Linked DNA regions of Homo sapiens: region 1 is linked to region 2. A link is a contact called in ENCODE Hi-C or POLR2A ChIA-PET data. All regions are on one chromosome and are shown on one strand. Each heading gives the region's core, a stretch centred on a gene start or an enhancer-like site at or near the end of the contact. The rest is flanking DNA. Distances are from core to core; before and after follow the strand shown.

Region 1 (5,178 bases), core at 1,982-4,481, 210 kb after region 2:
CTACTAAAAAAATACAAAAAAGTTAGCCGGGCGTGGTGGCAGGTGCCTGTAATCCCAGCTACTCAGGAGGCTGAGGCAGGAGAATGGCGTGAAACCGAGAGGCGTTGCTTGCAGCTGAGATTGCGCCACTGCACTCCAGCCTGGGCGACAGAGTGAGATTCCTTCTCAAAAAAACAAATAATAATAATAATAATAGCACCTCCTGCCAGGCGCACAGCCCTCAAGGGTTTACAAAGTCCTTTCATTTCTATACCTGTCACCTGCTGCCTCAGGGCCCTGGCAGAGAATACTCTTTCTTCTGCAGAGAATACTCTTTTCCCAGATAAGTGAGAGGCTGTTTTCTGCTCGGCTCAAACGTCCCCTCCTCAGGGGCCTACGGGACCAGGGATCTAAACTAAGTTCTTGGCTGGGCGTGGTGGCTCATGCCTGTAATCCCAACACTTTGGGAGGCTGAGGTGGGCAGATCGCCTGAGGTCAGGAGTTCGAGACCAGGCTGGCCCACATGGTGAAACCCTGTCTCTACTAAAAACACAAAAATCAGCCGGGTGTGGTGGTGTGTGCCTGTAATCCCAGCTACTCGGGAGGCTGAGGCAGGAGAATCACTTGAACCCGGGAGGTGGAGGTTGCGGTAGCCGAAATTATGCCATTGCCTCCAGCCTGGGCAGAAAAAGCGAAAACTCTGTCTCAAAAAACCAAAACACATAAATTAAGTTCTCTCCCACCCCTGCCCCCCAGCACCCTCCCTTCCGTGCTGCTGCTCTGTGCCTCTGGTGACTGCCATGACCTTGTTCAGGGGACCACCTTCCCCCATGACATTAACCTCCGTGAGGGCAGGGATGGTGACTGCGTTGCTCATCGCTGTGTCTAGTGACAGACAGCAGCCTTCCATGGTAGCTGTGATTGTTTTCCTTTGTAGAGAAGCTTAGAGAGACCAAATGCCTTGCCCAAGTCCACACAGCTGGGAAGGGATGGAGCCAGGACTGGGGCCCAGAGGCCTCTTAGATTCCAGTCCGTGGCTCTTTCAAGAAATGCCCACAACTGCGATGCCTGTTTCCTCTGCAGGCCCTGACTCCCTGGAAAAGAGAAAGCATGTCTCACCCCTTTGTCACCCCACGAGGTCCAGCTCGCGCCTCCTCCTTACACACAGTAGGTGCTGTGCCCGTATTTGTTTGGAAGATGTGGGAGGAACAAGCTACTATATTCAACATGCAAAGCCTGCTTGCCACCCTTGTGGGCCTCTGTCCCTTCACCAGGGACTAAGGACTAATGCCTCGGGCCCAGGGTGGGGGCATTCCAGGGGCCTCCTCACCCTGCTCAGGCAGGCCGGCTGGGCCAGCAGCTGTGGGGTGGCCAGATGCCCCACCCCTGGCGCCTTTAGGCCCTGAGCCCAGGCCGCAGGCTGAGCTGTTGGCTGGCACTGCTCCTTAGTCTTGGGGCAGGAACACCGCAGGGATTTTAAAAATAAAGGGCCTTGAGACAGTGGCCTGGCCCAGGCAGCCACAGGGCGGGGCGGGGGCCAGACAGGGACGGTGGGGGAATGCTGAGCCCGCAGCGGGCTGCAAGGCCGGGGTGGCCTCATTTTCTTCTCCAGAAACACTGCTCTCTTCCAAGAACGCCTCCTCCCGGCCTACTCTAAACATGGATCTCAAATATTTCCTGAGCACCTACTATGTGCCAGGCCTTGGTGGCAGTGGGGTGAATCCTCCACTCTTCCCGGCAACTGTATGGCTCTCCTCAGAGGGGCCCCTCCCTTCTTACCCAACCTCAGGCCACAGACTATTGACCACCTACTGTGTGCCAGGCAGCTCTGGCCTTTCACTCCTTGGCTCTTTCCCCTTCTGCTCTCACTCCCTGAGGCACCTCCCCTGTCCAGCCCATTTCAGTCCCCTTCTTTCTCCTCTGGCTCAGCTAACAGGAAACGCAGCCGGGGAGGTCAAGAGCCCCCGGCCTCCAGAGCGCAGCGTCTGGACACACAGGGCCTGTCTACATGGTGCGGTGGGGAAAGGGGGGCTTCCTGTTTACGACAATCACAAGTACCCTTGGGTGGTGCTTGGACAGGCCTCCAGGGCAGCCCCTCTAGTGTAGATCTAATCCCTCCCTAGGAGGGGCCCCCGAGTACCCCCACAGGCCCCAGGCAGCTAGCTCAGACCCTGGCCACTAACACCCGCGCCCCCGCCCGCAACACGGGATGGGTAGAGAAGGGAGGAGGAGCGAGGAGTCTTGGGAACAGCCTGGAATGTGGGAGTTGAAGGTCCGCAGGAAGCATCCCGGGCTCCAGGCCCCACTCCAAGTCTGGGTGCCCCGCCCCAGTCCTCTCCTCCCATCCCGGGGCCTCCCCAGCTCTGATGGGGGCGGGGCTGAGGGAGCCAGGAAGGAGGAGACCAGATTCCTTCCCGTCCCGCTGGGGCCGGAGGCTTCAGCTCTGGCTTGACCAGGCTCTGGCGGCCTCAGTCTCTCCATCCCTAGGGCAGGGCGTTGAGCCAGCTCCCGGGTCAGCCCCCATCTGCTGCTGCCTCCCTCTTTTTCCCCCCGCTGCCTGCACAATCCCAGAGGAGGGGTGAGGACGTCAAGAGGCTGAGACCGGCAGGGGAGACCTCCACGGAGGGGTGGGGCTGGCCAAAGGTGCCCCTGGGGAAGCAAACAACCCTGCCTACCTCCCCCTCCAGGCAGCCCCAGCCGATCGATCCTGTAGTTGCCCAATGGGTATTGACCGAGGGCCTGAGGGTCAGGGTCGCTGGTCCAGAAGAGGCCGGGCAGAGGGAGGCCTGCCCCATCCCCCACACGCTCCCTCACCTAACCCAAAAGGAGGTAGGTGACCCCTGTCCTCGTCTCCCCTCCCGGACCCCAGCCCCTTAGGGCACAACATGGTTGATGCTTGGGGCAGTCATCCCCCAGAGGCCGTGGGGGCACATTGGAGCTAGCTAGCTCAGAGGAGGCAGCCAGGGAGGGCTTCCTGGAGGAAGGAGGCCACCCTCTCAATATAGAAGCCTAAAATTGTGAAAGAGTGTGCCTGGCCCAGGAAACAACCTGGCCAAAGGCATGGCACTTCTAGAGAAGTGCTAGTGACATGATAGGGTTGGAGAAAGGCACAGGTGAGGGAAGGAGGGGAGGTTTTAGGGAGTGGAGGGCTGGGGTGGAAGGATGAGGTCATTTGTCCCAGTGGACTTTCTGTGGCTCTGGAGCGCCCTCTTTTGCCCCAGGCAGGAAGGCAGAGGGGAGCCTGGTAAAGGAACCACCACAATTTGATGTGGCTATGCAGACTTGGCGAGGGGAAGGGCCTGGGGACTGGGACTGGGACTACAGCCTCTAGTTCCATGAAGCCGCCCTACTGCCCTGGGAAGACCCCAGGTTTTCAGCCTTGTGAGACCCGCTCTGGGTCGGTGCCTCCAGGCGCTGGGGCGGCTCGCACAGGCTGTTCTGTGGTGGGGAAGAGAGTCTTGGCTCTTCCAAATTTCCAGCTGTGTAACCTTGGGTGAGTTATGAACTCCCCTGGCCTCAGTTTCCCCCTCTGTAAGATGGAGCTAAAAATAATTGCCCCAGAGGGCTACTGGTGGATGAAATTAATTAATTTATATTTTAGAAAGCACCTGGCACTAGTGTGCACCCAATTCCAGTTAGGAAACATTATTATTAATTGAGAAGAAGAGAAAGTTGGCTTTACCCCAAGGACATGTTGACAGGTGGGCGGAAGGTGTTTCACCAGAAGAGTCTTCAAAGAAGGACCTGATACGCAGCCTCTAGGATTCCCAGACTTGCCTGATCCAAGAAACTCCCTGGGGCTGTGGTTCAAAACATCAGCTTCTGGCCGGGCGCGGTGGCTCATGCCTGTAATCCCAGCACTTTGAGAGGCCGACGGTTGGGGGGTGGATCTCCTGAGGTCAGGAGCTTGAGACTAGCCTGGCCAACATGGTGAAACCCTGTCTCTATTAAAAAAAAAATCCAGATGTGGTGGTGCGCCTGTAGTCCCAGCTACTCGGGAGGCAGAGGCAGGAGAATCGCTTGAACTCGGGAGGTGGAGGTTGCAGGGAGCCCAGATTGCACCAGTGCACTCCAGCCTGGGCGACAGAGCGAGTCTCTGTCTCAAAAACAAAAACAAATAAACCCAAAATATCAGCTCCCCTTCTCCAAGTCTCTGACTGGGCAGGTCTGGGTGGGACAGGTCTTGGGATTTATAAGGAGGCCCCAGGCCTGAGCCTTCTACCAGGCAGGTATGGGGAGCATTCCTCTCTGATGACAAGGACTCACCCAAATGGTTTCTCCTTGGGAAGTGAGTCTTTCTTTCCTTCTTTTCTTTCCTTCTTCTTTCCTTCTTTCCTCCTTTCCTCCTTCCTCCCTTCCTCCCTTCCTTCCTTCCTTCTTTCTGTCTCTTTCCTTCCTTCCTTTCTTTCCTTCTTTCGAGACAAAGTTTCACTCTTGTGGGCTCAGGCTGGAGCGCAGTCGTGCTATCTCGGCTCATCGCAACCTCTGCCTCCCGGGTTCAAGTGATTCTCCTGCCTCAGCCTCCCGAGTAGCTGGGATTACAGGTATGCACCACAACGCCCAGCCAGTATTTTTTTTTTTTTTTTTGAGATGGAGTCTCGCTCTCTCTCCCCGTCTGGAGTGCAGTGGTGCAATCTCGGCTCACTGCAAGCTCCGCCTCCCGGGTTCATGGCATTCTCCTGCCTCAGCCTCCCGAGTAGCTGGGACTACAGGCATCTGCCACCACGCCTGGCTAATTTTTTGTGTTTTTTTTATTTTTTATTTTATTTTATTTTATTTTTTTCAGATGGAGTTTCGCTCTTGTTGCCCAGGCTGGAGTGCAGTGGTGTGATCTCGGCTCACTGCAACCTCCGCCTCCCAGGTTCAAGCAATTCTCCTGCCTCAGCCTCCCTAGTAGCTGGGATTACAGGCATGTGCCACCACGCCCACCTAATTTTGTATTTTTAGTAGAGACGGGGTTTCTCCACGTTGGTCAGGCTGGTCTCGAACTCCCAACCTCAGGTGATCCACCCACCTCGGCCTCCCAAAGTGCTGGGATTACAGGCGTGAGCCACCGCGCCTGGCCAATTTCTTTGTATTTTCGGTTGAGACGGGGTTTCTCCATGTTGGTCAGGCTGGTCTGGAACTCCCAACCTTAGGTGATCTGTCCACCTTGGCCTCCCAAAGTGCTGGGATTACAGGCGTGAGCCACCGTGCCCG
Region 2 (5,172 bases), core at 677-3,176:
AGTCAGGGACTCAGCGGGGCCAGGACGTTACGTCTTTTTCCATATTCCCCCAGATCATCACCATGGTCAGGGACAATGGTCCCCTGGGAAGTAGGACTGGATGGAGCCCTGGAGTAGGAGTGAGTGCCAGCCACAATCTGCTGCCTTTTTTTTTTTTTTTTTTTGAGATGGAGGAGTTTTGCTCTTGTTGCCCAGGCTGGAGTGCAATGGTGCAATCTCCACTCACTGCAACCTCCCCCTCCTCCTGAGTTCAAGTGATTCTCCTGTCTTAGCCTCCCGAGTAGCTGGGATTACAGGCGCCCGCCATCATGCTCAGCTAATTTCTTGTATTTTTAGTAGAGATAGGGTTTCATCATGTCAGCCAGGCTGGTCTCAAACTCCTGGCCTCAGGTGATTCACCTGCCTTGGCCTCCCAAAGTGCTGGGATTACAGGCGTGAGCCACCGCGCCCAGATGCACGGTCTGCTTCTTGAACTGTAGGCTGGCTACCCACATCCGCAGCAGGTGAGAGCGCCCTAAGCTGTAAGTTTAGGATTTGTGATTGGGTGCCTTCCTGCAGTGCCTGTCTCTGCTCCAGCTGGGGTTAGATTGGCAGGACATGTAGGAAAGGGGTGGGGGCGCCAGAACAGCCTGATAGTATGCCAAGCCCAGCCCACCTCTGGGCTTCTGGTCACTCCACTGGAATGCCAGTCGCGGCCCGCCCACTGCCAGGGTCAGTGCATATCACCCGGTCCCCAGCCCTCCCAGGGTTCCCTCACATCACCAAGCCCTGTCTGTGCTGTTGGTTGTTTCAAGTACTTAGTTTTCTCTCCTCAAGAAGATGGTAAGTTCTCAAGGGGCATGCAACGACGATACCTTCTGCTTCTTTCCACATTGCCTCCCTGAGAAAAGGAGTTTTGTATCCAAGAGTTCCCTTTCTCTCTGTGTGCCTTTAGGCAAGTGTCTCCACTTTTCTGAGCTTCAGTCTTCTGAACCATAAAGTAGGGCTACTAAGAAGTCCCTATAGCTGGGCGCGGTAGCTCGCGCCTATAATCCCAGCACTTTGGGAGGCTGAGAAGGGTGGATCATCTGAGGTCAGGAGTTCGAGACCAGCCTGACCAACATGGAGAAACCCTGTCTCTACTAAAAATACAAAAAAAAATTAGATGGGCATGGTGGCGCATGCCTGTAATCCCGGCTACTCGGGAGGCTGAGGCAGGAGAATCGCTTGAACCCGGGAGGCGGAAGACACAGTGAGCCGAGGTTGCGCCACTGCACTCCAGCCTGGGCAACAAGAGTGAAACTCTGCCTCAGAAAAAAAAAAACAAAAATAAAAAACAAAAAAAGAAGTGCCTAGACCTTCTGGTGAGGCGAGCGGCGCCCATCCTCTCTTGTGTGGATGGCTGTCATGGCCCTTGGCATAGGGATGGACACCAACCAGGTTGCTGGGTTTGTTCTGGGAGGCCAGGCCTCTTAGAAGCATTTTCCTCTCACTAAGTAAACGGAGTTGCTGCTGCAGACCTCAATTGCCTCTCTGTAAAGTAGGACAGGGGTTCTATGCCAAGAGGTTTCTTTAGCTCTTCCAGGCCTAGCCTATGACTGTCTGAGATGGAAGCTGGGTGGAGCTCCATGGGCCTCAGGTGCGCTGAGTTCTGAGCCTGGGTCTGCCCCAGGTGCTCCTAGGCCTGGAAGAGACCAACACCCTCATGGGCCCGTCTCCTGTCTGTGCACCAAGGGGTTGGGCTGGCTGAATTCCCAGGGCCCTTCCAGTTCGGACATTCCAGAACCCTGTGATAGAGGATGACTAATGGCCAGCTCTGGGTGGGGCCTGTAATCCCTCTGCCCTCCGGGGACCCTGGGTGGGGAGGCCAGGAAGGGGTCACTGGCGGGGTGCCGGGCTTTGTGTGAGCCTAGAGAGCAGCCACCAGGGACAGCGGGCAGGCAGCGGGTAGGGAAGGCTGTGGGCTGGAGGGAATAAAACATGTGGGCCGGAAACACAATGAAATCCCCTCTGGCTCAAAGCCCTCTCCGGCATGCAGGCTGCACGCAGACCAGAGCAGCAGGCGCATGCAGGGCAGGGGTGGGGAGACGCTCCTGCCCAGGCAGTGTGGGCAGGGAGCCAGCCTGGCAGCCGAAAGAACAGAGCTGAGGAAACAGCCACTGTCCCTGCTGGTTCCAAGGACACATATGCCAGAGGAAGGGAAGGGTCTTTAGCTGAGCCCACAGTAAGTGCCAGGAGCTTTGTGGCACCTGTACGTGCTTGATCTCTCTGACCTTGTTATCCACTCTAGAAAGAATCACCATTATCCATTATGCCCATGTCACAGACGTGGCCACTGAGGACTAGAGGAGGCTTTGACTCAACCAGTGGGGATCCAGGTGGGTGAAACCCCAGCACCTGCGCCCTGAGCCCCACCCCCCTCAGACCAGGCTTTAGGAATCTGTGTCTCGGGCCAGACAGCTTCTACGAGCCCTTCCACCCAAGACCCTTGACTCCCACCCAGGCTCCTACTGAGGTGGCAGGGCCAAGAGACTCTTGATGAGATCAAGGGATGGGGCACTGGGTGTGAGGGGCTAGACGGCCCCTTGCTGTGATCCCTTTTACACACTGCAGACTGCTCCAGGAGGCAGAAGCCTAATGGGCAGCCTCCACCCCTCCCAGCCCCACCCCCAGGGTTCTCACACCAGCCCCAGCCCCACCCCCACTCCTGGGCTGCCCAGGGGCCCAGCAGCAGCACAAGCCAGCTTCCTCCCCTCCGGCCTCAGTCCTCTTACCTCTCCAGGCTCGTCCAAGATCGACATCCATCCCTTCTTGAAGTTGAGCAGATCGGGCTGTGGGGAGATGAGGAGGGAGGTGAGTTGGGTCCAGCAGGAAGCCAATGGGGGCTGGTGAGGGGAGCGTGCTGCACCCACCCTGTCCCCAAGTCCTGTGGGACCGAGCTCCTGGGAAGCCAGCCAAGAGGGCTAAGGCCCTAGGTAACCCCCAAGTCCAAGCAGGCCTCCCAGCCACTGAGGCAGCCCTGGCCCCTTTCCTGATAGTGGCACTCAGAGAGCCAAGAAGTTGGGCTGGGTGGCTGGCACACACACCCAGATGTCCCAGGGGCCTCTCTCCAGCCGACCCCTCGCCCAAGAATGGGAGAGAGGGGCTGGGAGGACTCTGCCTGCATAGAGACCCCCTGAGAGCTCAGAGGGCAGTCCAGACCAGCAGCACTGCGCGAACTGTCCAGTTCCTCCCTCTGACGAGGACCAAGTGCCCCACGGACCCTCCCATGGGCCCGCCAGTCCTGTCCTTTCCTCGGCTCCAGGAGACTATGGGAGGTGGAGCCAGTCACAGGCTGGGGTCAGAAACCCTCTGGTCCCCGCCTAGATCTCTTTGGGAAGGGTCAGTCCTGGCAAGCCCTACCTTCTGGGTGCCGCCCAGGGGGGCACAGCCCCGGGGTCTGGGGGCTACCAGCTGCAGCATGTCCCATGGAGACCTGTGCCAGGCACCCCCACCCAGGCCTAGATAAAGAAGTTGCTCATCCTGATATTTTTCTGACCATGCTCATCTAGTGGGTGCCAACCACCAGACCCTCCCTTCCTGCTGGGGAGACCTCTCTCATCTAAGTCCCGGTCCCTCTGCAGTCTCCGCTCCTGGCGCCGGCAGGGAGGAGGTGGCCACCGGTTGCCATGGCTCTGAGCCTACCTATCAGCCCCTACATCGAGGCCTCACCAGGCCAAGGTGTCTGGTTGCCTGCAGAGAACGGGTGGCATGGCTCAGTGGAGTGGGCGGTGACAGTGGCAGCTGGAAACCACAGCCACCCTGCCTGGCCACCTCTCCCGACCCACTCTCCACCCACGGAGCCCCTTCTCAGGTATAGGAAGTGGACCAACCGGGGCTTGGGACAGCTGAAGATCCAGAACCTTCCACAGCCACAGTCGGGGGACCCAGTAGGTTGGCATCCCAGCCCCTCCCTGTATACCTGTCTAAGGGAGAGACACAGGCTCTGCTCACGGCCGAGAACCCCTGGGGCTGCGTTTGTCCCGCTGCTCTGTATTCTGCCCACCCCGTCTTCCACCTGAGACGGAGGCTGCCCAGGGCGATCCCAAGCTAAGAATGAAGATTGGTGACCACACCTGGCTCCACTTCCCCTCAGTCTGGGACCTCCTGTGGCCCCAGGGCCTTGCAGGGGGCTTGACCACAGCAAGGCTCAGGAAAAACTTGCTGAGGAAATATCTACCCCCTGGTCTAAATTTCTGTGCTTTTTGGGCCATCTCCCCTACCCCCACCTAGCCCGGAGGAGCCAGGCTTCCTGGGCCCACAGAGCTGGCACCACTGGGCAGTCCCAGGCGAAAGTCCCTGGGCCAGGGCTGGGAGATTGGGGCAGGAATGACAAGCTGTCAGGCTGGAACCTCTAGGGCTGCCTGGGAAGTGGAGTCACTGTGACCTTCCTAAGTCACATCCCCTCTCTGAGTCCTGGCTGCCTGATGTGGCAAATGACGGGGCGGTCCTCCCCTCCCGCAGCTTCCGACAGGACTGAACGTGTCTGTACAAGGAGAAACCTAGTGATCCTCCAGAGCCCAGTACAGACACATCACATACCATGTCAGGCACGCCATGACACAGTGACCTTGGGGATAGAAGGTCACCAATTTGAGTTTTGTTTTGTTGAGACAGGGCCCTGCTCTGCTGCCCAGACTGGAGTGTGGTGGTGTGATCACAGCTTACTGCTGACTCAACCTCCTGGGCTCAAGCGATCCTTCCACCTCAGCTTCCAAGTAGCCGGGACGACATAAGCACTCCACCATGCTCAGCTAATTTTTTTTTTTTTTTTTTTTTTGTAGAGATGGGGTCTCCCTATGTTTCCCAGGTTGGTTTCAAACTCCTGAGCTCAAGTGATCCGCTCACCTCGGCCTCCAAAAATGCTGGGATTATAGGTGTGAGCCAATGTGCCCGGCCAACCAATGTGAGTTTTTAAACTGGCAGGGAAACCTGTCCCCAGGGTCAAAAGGTCCGATCATCTAAATCTCCCACGATGCCCCTTCATACAGGGCTCTTCAGGCCCAGCTACCTCTTCTTCACCTGCTAGAAGCTCAGTTTCTCCTTCCGCCTTTCGGGAGTACTGGCAGGTTCTCACAGCCCCGCCTCCTACCTGGCCAGGCACACAACCCCTCTACACACCCTCGGGCTGGCGGGACTCACTCAAAAAGGCTT

What was found. Hi-C counts contacts between places; a loop is a spot of excess contacts on that map. ChIA-PET counts read pairs that join two places held with the same protein, here RNA polymerase II (POLR2A). Pooled maps may share reads with other maps.
Region 1: a loop to region 2 is called in a map of PC-9, with 2.1 times the contacts of the local background. The contact joins two enhancer-like sites. A Hi-C loop is called at or near these places in 1 of 168 maps with a recorded cell type or tissue (PC-9), 1 of 37 single-sample maps with no recorded cell type and 11 of 50 pooled maps. POLR2A ChIA-PET finds 5 or more read pairs at or near these places in 2 of 52 experiments (BJ and PC-9).

Annotation. Positions count from the first base shown.
Region 1 is chr22:37,543,329-37,548,506 of GRCh38, reverse strand. No RefSeq gene overlaps it. Among named protein-coding and RNA genes, the nearest start is that of CDC42EP1, 15 kb to the left of the region's middle. Within about 2 kb of position 3,231, at least 31 of the 41 ENCODE cell types and tissues checked have a DNase peak (open chromatin) inside an H3K27ac peak, as active enhancers do; they include PC-9, where a contact is called at or near this core.
Region 2 is chr22:37,749,410-37,754,581 of GRCh38, reverse strand. It overlaps TRIOBP (TRIO and F-actin binding protein), which reads right to left. Exons shown (of 24, transcript NM_001039141.3): 12 at 2,754-2,810. Among named protein-coding and RNA genes, the nearest start is that of H1-0, 53 kb to the left of the region's middle. RefSeq lists enhancers at 1,408-2,028, 1,843-3,042. Within about 2 kb of position 1,926, at least 33 of the 41 ENCODE cell types and tissues checked have a DNase peak (open chromatin) inside an H3K27ac peak, as active enhancers do; they include PC-9, where a contact is called at or near this core.